Regions from separate parts of the Homo sapiens genome. Here region 1 is linked to region 2. A link is an interaction called in ENCODE POLR2A ChIA-PET data of the cell type or tissue named here. Cell type or tissue: PC-9. All regions are shown on one strand. Links, peaks and the distances in the headings refer to the core of each region. The heading gives the core; the rest is flanking DNA.

Region 1 (5,380 bases), core at 205-5,204, 270 kb before region 2:
GGGACAAATGGTAATGGCTGATTACAGTACCCCCATCCCATCCCCTCCTTGAACACTGCTTTAATTAGAGAAGTTCTTATGTCCTGCTCTACCACTCCCTAACCACCAACTTCATTTTGCTGTGCCTCAGTTTATTCGTCTGTAAAAAGGATAAGAGTAGTACGTGCCTTGTATGGCAAATGTGTGGATTAAATAAAATAACAGTATCTGGTTCTTCATACCACTTCCTCCCAAAGTATTAGCTATTATTAACTCCTGGGCTTCCAAGTTAATTTTGTTTTCAAAATGGGTTCTGACATTAAAACATTCTCTATTTAGAACTAAAAGTGGCCTAAAAAATTGTTTAGATAGATGCAACCCAGTAGCTTCTAAGGCACTTCTAGTTTTTTATTATTTAATTCTATAACAAATCTCTAGTAAGCAAATTAGGCTTAACAGTTAGTTTACACAACAGCATGAGTATCAAGATCTTTATTGCTTATAATGATTTCTTTCAGCTCCCCTAATCTTCCTTTTACCCACTTCTTTCCCTTAGCGATTCCAATCCTCTTAATGTTGACTAAACTGTTGTTCTATGCCATGGAATCAGACCTTAACAATGGTGAAAGATTCCTCTGACCATGGTCAGATTTTCTTCATTGTTCTTCTAGATTGTGTCACTTGTCCCTTGCTTTTTCTTGAAGTAACCTAAGGACAAATAAAATTTTTAATGGTCCCTTTTCAACCCTTCCATTTAGGGCAATTGATTCCTCTTTCTTCCATTAAAAATGGGTACCATGGTGTCTCAAAGAATGGGTAGAGGTTGAGAGAAGGGGCTTTGTTTTTCTTGGGAGATGGGGTTTTAAGAGAAGGGGTGTTTTCATCCCCACTTTGACCTACTGGACAACCACACCCCTCAGTTCTCCCAGCATGATGTGCTAGTAGCTCTTCTTTTTTGGCAGTATAAATACAGTATGCAATGGTGAGATGAGGAATCTAATTTCATTTGCGGGAAGTTGGTTTGATGACTTTTCTGCATCCTCCACTACATCCTAGTGTGGAGAGAAGAGGAGATGGAGTCTGAAGCCTTGCAGTAATCTGTCTCTGTGTTTTTTGCCCCGATGCAGGAGCAGGAACTCTGCCTTTCTCAGTGATGAGGAGAGATGCTCCCTGTTGGCCCTGGGAAGTGATAAGCAGACTGAGTGTTCCAGCTTCCTCCACACTCTTGCTCGCACTGACATCACATCTGTCTACCGGCTCAGTGAGTGTTGGTCCTCAGACACCTTCAAAAGCCTGGGGTCCTCAAGAATAAGATAGTGTCCCTAACCAGGAATAGAATACCCCTAAATTCTAATCCTATTCATGAATTTGGGTGGCCATGACCACTATTCTGTTGACGACCTGAATCATATTTGATTAGCAGCATTTCACTTTAGATTTCAGGTAATTCTGGGGTTTCAGGGGAACTATGAGACATGATGAAACCAACTCACCTATACCGTGGGTGACTGGCTGTACTGGGTCTTCCCTCCTAATCTTGGGGGAGGAGAACTTCCTGAGTCCTGGCTGAGGTACCTTCTAGGACTGAAGTAAGCCCCCAGTGAGATGGGTGGGGCTGTAAATGTTACCGCTGTGAAAAGGCCTTAAGAGATGATTTCTTGTCTCACATTACAGATTGGGAAACAGGCCTAAACGAATTAGTGCCTGAGCTAGGATAAGAACTGCTAGTCAGAGCAATCCACTTTACCACACTGCCCCTGACACAAAATGACTTTGAGTTGTTGGGTGTGTTAGTCTTGGATGTTTTCTGTGTCATGGGATCAGATCTCAACAATTGTGAAAGATTCCTCTGACAAACTGACTGGTTTTGAGCAGTGTCTGAAGGACTGACTGACTGAATGAATGATACTCTTACTTTGAGAAAGGCCTACTGTTGTGTGTCAGGGAGTACATTTTCTCATTGATGGTGACTTGAGGAAGAATTTTTGTTTCTCCCATCTCTTCATTGATGGTGACATTGTGTCCGCTCTTGTGTAGCCAGATTAGATGATCCATATTTTATGGATACAGCTAGAGATTCTGCTGAAGGGGCCCTCAGGCCATCTCCCAGGAGTAGAGCAGGGAGTTGAGAGCTATGTCCGTGCATAAAGAGTGTTTGTGAAAGCACATGCCTCAGGCATAAGCACCCTGCCCTAGCAGAGCTTTCTTGCCACAAGCCACAAGCAGATCATATTGCCTTATGAGGTTGAGCAGGAAGCTAGAGTTGTAAACACTGCCCAGTAGGCGGGAGCCTGATGTCTGAAAATTGAGGTGTACTAGCAGTGTTCCTTGGGGAGAAGGCCTGGGCACAGACTTGGATCATGATTTCTGCCAGCTGTTGGTCCAGTGGTGGGGAGGATGTAAGAGGAGGCCCCAGACAGCACTTGACTCTCACTCAAAGATCAGGAGTGCAGCTCTGCGGCGTGCAGTCCGCACCTTATGGTTGTGCAGGCTGCCCCAGCACCAAGACAAGCAGCAGGAGAACATCTTGTTGGTAAATTGCAGCTTCCCCAAGGCGTATACCATAGGGAAGGATGGCCCTTTGTAATTCTTCCTCCTAGAGAGGGGACACCATTTTGTAACTTGCGCATCACTCATACTCTTGGCCAGAAGAGAAGAGGTGGCCCAAGAGGGGCGTGTACCCCTCCACATCAGAGAGGCCAGGGCATTTGAACAGCTCTCCTTAGCCAAGCTCTATAGCTCTTCATCTTTAGCTGCGGGGCTTTCTACCCTCTGGGGGTTACAGATCTGGAGGTTCTGCAATGACAATCTCTGGAGATGCCATCCTGGAGAACAGCAGGAAAAGGTTTGACTTGGTGAGGGGCTTGCTGGTCCTCAAAGTTCACTAGAGAACTCAGGGTGGTGGCACAGACAGTTGTTACTTCTCTGCTAAGAAGAGGTAGAATCTTCCCTCTAGCAGCTACCATCCTGTGGAGTGTGAAGCTAGCCTTCACCTCCACAGTTCCACTGTGGTTGCTTTAGCCAACAGTGGTCACTTCTTCACTGCCAAACCCAAGGTGTCTTCTTGGTTCTTACCTAGTCCGGTTGCACTTGGTGGCAATAGGTGGTTATGTTTTAAGTCACCTTGGCCTCTGTAACCCCCTTTTCTCTCTGACTGTGCCTTTTCAGTCTCCCTCACTGGCTACTGGCTGCCAGTGAGTTGCCCAGGCTTATTAACAAACTCCCCCTACTCCCTCACTCCCTCACTCCCCTGCTGCTTTTCTTTTCCCCCAGATGCCTCACCTGTGTGATTACATTTAGTCCTGGGACTCTGGCCAGCAATTTGTGACCTGCTTTGGGTCACAAACCTGTGTTTGCAAAGTCTCAGTTTTTCTCCTTGGCTCCAGACCTACATCATTATCTGCCTAGAGCTCCTGCAGCTACCTCAAACCCCAAAGGTCTAAAACTGCACTCCAGATTCTCCCATCCTCTACTTCAGTCTCAGATGCATCCTTGCTCCTTTTTATTCGCCCTTCACTTCTGGCCCCTCGCCCCTGCCACTTTTACAAACACAGTGTCCAGCCCAGTGGACACATGGAACCAATGTCTGCCAAGTGGATGAATCATGAATGAATGGAGGAGGCAAGAAGGAAGGATGTGATACATTTAGAAGTGGGAGGCAGCACCATGTGCTCCCACGTGTTCTGTGCTGGGAGTTGTGTCCTGGCTCCATCGTGAACTCGCTGAGAGATTTGGGAGCTGCATCTCTCTGATCTTCAGATTCTATCAGGACCCCCACTGTCCCCACCCCCCACCCCCCTACAGTACCCATACCTCTTGACATAGAGCCTGTGTTTCCAGGTTTTCTTCTCGGACTCTGAGTTTCACGTATACCTTGGTTCCCAACTGTAAAGTGCATGGGTTAAACAAGATGATTAGGCCCCTACAGCTCTTAAGATGATGGGTGAAAGGATAATTCTGCCCTGTTCCTTAATGATGACTGAAGGTCTTGAATGCCAAGGCTCCTAAGAGGCCACTGATCTGGGGTACACCTGGAGGCATGGGCATGGTGGCCCATCCTGACCTAACACCAGACCTGTTCTTCATCTCTACTTAGGTGGGTTTGAATCCATCCAGAATCCTCCAAATGATCTGAGTGGTGAGTAGCGATCATGCTGAACCTGACATTCATCCTTGAGGACAGCACTTCTGTCCTCTTGCCAAGAGCGGCCACCTTAGGTGCAGGTGCCCAAGGTTGCTCAACTTTGCCTGTCCTTACAGCATCCCAGCCTGAAGGTTTCAAGGAGGTCAGGCCTGGCAGAGCCTGGGAGGAGCATCAGGCCGTGGGGTCCAGACAGTCCAGCAGCTCTGAGGACTCCAGCCTGGAGGAGGAGCTCCTCTCGGCCACCTCAGACAGCTATCGCCTGCCGGAGCCTGATGACCTTGATGACCCGGAACTGCTCATGGACCTAAGCACTGGTCAGGAGGAGGAGGCTGAGAACTTCGCCCCCATATTGGCTTTTCTGGATCATGAGGGTTATGCTGACCACTTTAAGAGTCTCTATGACTTCTCCTTCTCTTTCCTCACTTCTTCCTTTTATAGCTTCTCTGAGGAGGATGAGTTTGTGGCCTACCTGGAGGCATCAAGAAAGTGGGCCAAGAAGAGCCACATGACCTGGGCCCATGCCCGTCTCTGCTTCCTCCTGGGCCGGCTGAGCATCAGGAAGGTCAAACTCTCTCAGGCCAGGGTGTACTTCGAGGAGGCCATCCACATTCTCAATGGAGCATTTGAGGACCTATCCTTGGTGGCCACTCTGTACATCAATTTGGCTGCCATCTACCTGAAACAGAGGCTGAGACATAAAGGCTCCGCCCTGTTGGAAAAGGCAGGTGCCCTGCTGGCCTGCCTGCCTGACCGTGAGTCTAGTGCCAAGCATGAACTCGACGTGGTGGCCTACGTGCTGCGCCAGGGGATTGTGGTGGGCAGCAGCCCGCTGGAGGCCAGGGCCTGCTTTCTGGCCATCCGCTTGCTCCTGAGCCTAGGCCGGCACGAGGAGGTCCTGCCCTTTGCCGAGCGCCTGCAGCTCCTCTCTGGACACCCTCCTGCCTCTGAGGCTGTGGCCAGTGTTTTGAGTTTTCTGTATGACAAGAAATATCTTCCACACCTTGCAGTGGCCTCTGTCCAGCAACATGGTATCCAGAGTGCCCAAGGGATGTCTCTTCCTATTTGGCAGGTCCACCTTGTCCTCCAGAACACAACCAAGCTCCTTGGCTTTCCTTCCCCAGGCTGGGGTGAAGTTTCTGCCTTGGCCTGCCCAATGCTCAGACAGGCCCTGGCTGCCTGTGAGGAACTAGCAGACCGGAGCACCCAGAGGGCCCTGTGTCTCATCCTTTCCAAAGTGTACCTCGAGCACAGGTCTCC
Region 2 (5,380 bases), core at 230-5,229:
CTGACCAACATAGCGAGACTCCTTTGCTACAATTTTTTTTTTTTTTGTTAGCCAGATGTGTTGGTATGCACCTGCAGTCCCAACTTGGGAGGCTGAGACGGGAGGATTGCTTGAATCTGGGAGGTCAAGGCTGCAATGAGCCATGATTGTGCCAAACTGGAATCCCAGGAAAAAGGGACTGATAGCTTGGAAGGGAAAAAAATCTTTGAAGAAATAAATTTACAGATTCAAAAATCTTGCATTTAGCCTGAGAAAAATGGCAGATTTCATGGCAGAACATTATAAATTTTCTCTGACATCTCATTAGAACTAATAGGTGCCAGAAGAGAATGGAACTATATCTTGAAAGTGCTAAAAGTAAAATGAGAAAGGAGAGGGAAGAGGGGAAGGGGAGGGAAGGGGAGAGAAAGAAAGAGAGAAAGAGAGAAAGAGGGAGAAAGAGAGAAAGAAAGAGAAAGAAAGAAAGGAAGAAAGAAAGAGAAAAAGAAAGGAAAAAGAGAGAGAAAGGAAGGAAGGAAGGGAGAGAGAAAGGAAGGAAGGAAGGGAGAGAGAAAGAAAGGAAGAAAGAGAAAAAAAGGGGAAAGAAAGAAAAAAAGAAAAATTAAACTTTTAAATTTAAAATTCTGTATCCCGTAAAATCATCCTTTAAGAATTAAGATGAAACAGAGATATTTTCGGATAAAATAAAACTAGAGAATTCATCACCAGCAGACAATACCATAAGAAATTCAAAAGTTCTCCAGGCTGAAGATAAATCACACCAGATTGAAACATGTTTCTTCTGTAAGAAATGAAGAATATCAGAAATGATAAATGTGTAGGTAAATATTTTTTAAAACAATTTTTTTCTTAATTTTCTTAAAAGACATATGGCTATGTAAAGCAAATGTTGTAAGATTGAATTGTGGGGCTTATAACATTTCTATACATAAAAAATAACAACTATAGCATAAAGACCAGTGTTGGGAGGTAAATGAACTTATATGATTGCAAGTTTTGTTCATTTAACATTAAGTGGCACACCAATAACTTTAAGGAGATTGAAACATTAAAAATGTATGTTGAAATTCCCTATAGCTACCACTTGAATAACAACAACAAGGAGAGCAACAATAATAACACAAAAGGGACAGCTGAAAAGGTAATAGAAAAATTAAAATGAAACTCTAAAAAATATTAAACTAACTCAAAAGCAGGAAAGGAAAAACAGAAGGACAAAAAATTAATGGAACAAACAGAAAATTAATTGTAACATGGTAATCCTAAATCTCCATCAGAATGTAGGCTGCATATAGGCAGATATCATATTCATTTTTGTTCATGGTTTATCTGAAATGTCAAATGAATGAATAAATGAATGAATGAGTGATTAAAAGAACGCTTATTGCACACTAACTCCTGAAGGTCTTGGGTGTCTTCTTGACTTCTTCTGGTAAATATGACTATATTTTACATTGCTGTTATTCTACTTGCTAGAAAGTTTTCAACATTCTTTTGTGTAATTTTTTCTGTAACTAACTCCCTGAAATGTGTGGAAAGACCTAGGTCAAAAGTTGAATTGAATAATTCTTCATGTTGAAATTGTACAAATCCACTTGTCAAGAAAATAAGCTCTGCTTCTTCACATATCAGCCAATGCACCAAGGCAAAACCTGAGAGTTGCCTCAGGAGGTCTCACAGGATTTGGTGACTTACTTTGGCTTTTGCTGTGAGATATGGCTGTTGAAAAACTAATAAGAAATACTTTTGATCATATAATCAATTTTGAATCTCAGGGGATTTCAACTGTAAGAAAAAGTACAAAAAAATCTCCAACCACATTGAAAAGTTTGAAGGTATAAGAATGAGAGTAGGAGATCCTTTTGAAAATCAAAATTCTCTATTTTTTGAGATAATATTTAAATATTAATGTTTGTGGACCAATATAGTAACCCAAGAGACTCTTCTTTTGAAGACAAATTCTAATTGATAAGTTCCCACTGAAGATACAGTTTTTCCGTAAAAAGTGGGAGGTGGACTGAAGGACTAATTCATTTAGCAGCTATTTATTGAATATTGACTGTCACAACTTAAGATTTATTTTTTCTCAGGTGAAAAATGATGCCTAATTGAGGATCTTGTAAGGAAACTCACTGTAATAGAAGCCAGGTATACTAGAAAGTGGAATAGATTGGGAGACTGTCATTCATGAGTAATTTATGCGATGGCTGATTTCTAAAAGAAATCTTGGAATTCAACAAGAAACCTAAAATCAGAAAGTCTCATTTTAACTCCTAGCTCTGCTACTTACCATCAGGTTTCCTGAAACAAACCACAAGGCCTCTCTGAGACCTGTTTCCCTCATCTGTAAGATAGAGAAATAGCAGCACTTTCCTAAGATGAAATGAGAAAATAGATGTGAAACATTGTAGTGTTGGATAAGTAAGAGAGTAATCAGAACCAAGAAGAAATATGTAAAGAAAAAAACATATATTTGAAAATTTGTTTGCCTTTCTACTTTTATGGCACTTGAAGCAATGTTGACTTGCTTGTACATTTTACTTTGATGTTTTCTACCTGCCTTTATTAATGACAGGACCATATTAAATAGTAAACCACTAAATAATACACCCAAATATATTAGTAATTAAATATACAATAAAATAGTATTTACAATCAATGGAAAAGGAAGAATTATACCATGAACAGTTTGAGGAGACATAAAATTCAATTCTTTTCTTATTCACATAAATTCCATCATGATAAAAATTTTAAATATACAAATGAACTAATAAAAGTACTAAAAGAAAATGTGGATATACTGTGTTTATTTTAAGTCTTGCTTGGAGTGAGAAAATTCTTTCAAAACAAGGCACAAAACTGCAGCTATAAAAAGAGTGATACATTTACAGATACAAAAATTAAGAACTAGCCAGGTGGATGGCTCATATCTGTAATCCCAGCACTTTGGGAGGCTGAGGCAGGCAAATCACTTGAGCCCAAGAGTTCGAGACAAGCCTGGGCAACATGGCAAAATCCAACTCTACTAAAAATGCAAAAAATTATCTGCATGTGGTGACATGCACCTGTAGTCACAGCTACCCAGGAGGCTGAGGTGGGAGGTTCATCTGAGCCTGGGAGGTCACACCACTGCACTCCAGCCTGGGCGACCAGAGTGAGACCCTGTCTCAAAAATAAAAACAAAAACTGCTATGTAGAAAATTATACCATACACATAGTAAATAAATAAATAAACAAATAAAGCAAGAGCATATTGCAACACATAAAAATGAACAGAGGGAACTTGTTTTCAATATTAAAGAGCTATGACAAATTTGGAAGAAAAACAATGAAATTACATAAATAATATGAACAGGCAATTCACAGAAAAATAAATAAAATGGCTTCCAAATTTGTAAAAATAATCAGGTTCATGAATAATTTTAAAAATGTAAATGAGAACATTGAAATATCTTTTTTTCATCCATAAGATGGATGAAGATTTAAAAAACGACAATATAGCATAGCCAAGGGTGCAGAGATTCACTTTCATACACCGTGGGTGTGAGTACAATTTGGTAAAAGGTCTTTGAGCAAGAATTGGGCAAAATCTGCTCAACTTCTAAATGCCCAACTTTTTGGAGAGCAAAGATATACCTACATGACCATTTATCATAATTACTTTTGTGTAGCAGCAAGAAACTAAAAATAATAGTTTTCCATTCATAGACAACTATTAAAATATAAAACATTTATTTAGTAGTAAAGTAAAAAGCCATAAAGGAAGAATGAAGTAGAGTTTTATTGTAGCTCTAAAATATATTGTTAAGTGACTAGAAAAAAATCCTAAATATTATATATGGTATGTGCCTTTTATGTAAAAAAAATGTGGCATGTTTGTTCTAGTAGACTCAAAAAATTGAAAAGATAACTGCTCAATAAATATTCTTCAAGTGGATTAACTCACCTGCTTCATTGAATGACATGATAGGCCCTGTTTATCTATGATGAAGCTATACTTTTCAAGGCTTAAAGCTCCCCTTAGAATCCCTCTTTGCCTGCTTCTAATGTGCTCAGAAGAAAGCACATACATATACCTGTACATATATACATACACATAGACACACATGTTTTCTTTTAAATAATAAGTAAGCATTAGGAAACATATCCTTTAATAAACGTTCACAAGCAACAATTAATAATCCAAAGAAGCTGCTAACGTTTGTTAATTGCAAATGACATGAGGTTAAACCCAAACTAGCTTATGCAAAATATGGCATTTATTAGGTTTGGCTTTAAGCACAGCCATATTGAGGGGCTCAGATGATGTCCTAGAGACATTTCTTTTCTCCTCTTCTTTCAGGTCTCTTTTTCCCCCCTGAGGGTTGATTTCATTCTTTACAAATGTAGTGGATATCTTTCATCTCTTGGACAATGAGGTAGCAGGCAAATTTAGGCTTGCATTTTTTCTGTTCCTTGAACCTAGAGGGTGAAGTAAAAACTCTCATTCTGCTCCCAAGCAGAAAATCTCAAAGAAGAGCTCTGATTGGCCCAGAAGAGGTTACATGCACTCCTGTGAAACCAACACTGTGGTCAAGAACACTATGTGTGGTTAGGGCCAGGCTTACCCACTGATCTTTGTGCTAGCATTGAAGAAGTTGGGAGGACTACTGTGACTTGTAGGTCAGCCAGAATCAGGTGATTCACATAACATAATTACTTTCTTACAGTGGCTCCATTTGAGAGGGAATCACTGCACATCTTTTAGCACTGCTGATGAGGGTGCTGCCCACTTCTTATAGATGCATGATAAATGCTGACCCACAATTCTTTCTTTTTTTGAAGACCAAGAATTAAAGAAACAGGAATTACTATGAGTTGAGAGATAAAATAGGATACATTGTTTTTCTCTCTCTCTCAACAGTATTTTTCTTATATTAGCTGAAAATTAAAGACATTGAGGTTTTGATTGGTCAGCGTATACAGCTGAGTTTTTCAACAGGAGTGCTTATTTGACTATGAATTTATTAGGACAGGGATTATGTCCAATAGGCTTGCTGTTATATCAGCAACACCTAGTACATAGCCTGAAATATGGTGATGGCTCAATAAATATTTGTTGAGAGAAGGAAAGAAGGAAGGAAGGAAGGGAGGGAGGAAGGGAGGGAGGGAAGGAAGGAAAGGAGGGAGGGAGGGAGGGAGGCAGGGAGTTTGTTTAGCCTCATACTTTTAGATCCTTAAGGCACCAGATATAAGTATGCCAAAGAAAAGCTTTGACTCTAAGATGAAAATTCAGTTGAGACTCTTATCAAATCATGTAATACAAAGAAAATCATGTTTTGTTTTTGTTTTTTTTTCTTAGCAGAGATGGCAGTTAAGACCAGAGATAAACAAAAAGTAT

The links. Peaks named below come from ENCODE experiments on the same cell type or tissue, not always from the same donor. Only the 100,000 strongest peaks of a DNase experiment are listed, where the experiment ranks them.
Region 1: POLR2A ChIA-PET joins it to region 2 with 5 read pairs; 3 of 35 experiments call an interaction of 5 or more read pairs at or near these places.

The regions. Positions count from the first base shown.
Region 1 is chr5:149,027,414-149,032,793 of GRCh38, reverse strand. SH3TC2 (SH3 domain and tetratricopeptide repeats 2) reads left to right here. Exons shown (of 17, transcript NM_024577.4): 9 at 1,107-1,240; 10 at 4,076-4,117; 11 at 4,240-5,380. Among named protein-coding and RNA genes, the nearest start is that of MIR584, 32 kb to the left of the region's middle. RefSeq lists a cis regulatory region at 1,588 and an enhancer at 1,504-1,673. In PC-9, for the core only: no CTCF peak of the experiment used is centred there; DNase peaks (open chromatin) are centred at 1,603 and 2,163; H3K27ac peaks cover 2,036 bases.
Region 2 is chr5:148,760,354-148,765,733 of GRCh38, reverse strand. No RefSeq gene overlaps it. Among named protein-coding and RNA genes, the nearest start is that of ADRB2, 64 kb to the left of the region's middle. RefSeq lists an enhancer at 4,680-4,759. In PC-9, for the core only: no CTCF peak of the experiment used is centred there; no DNase peak of the experiment used is centred there.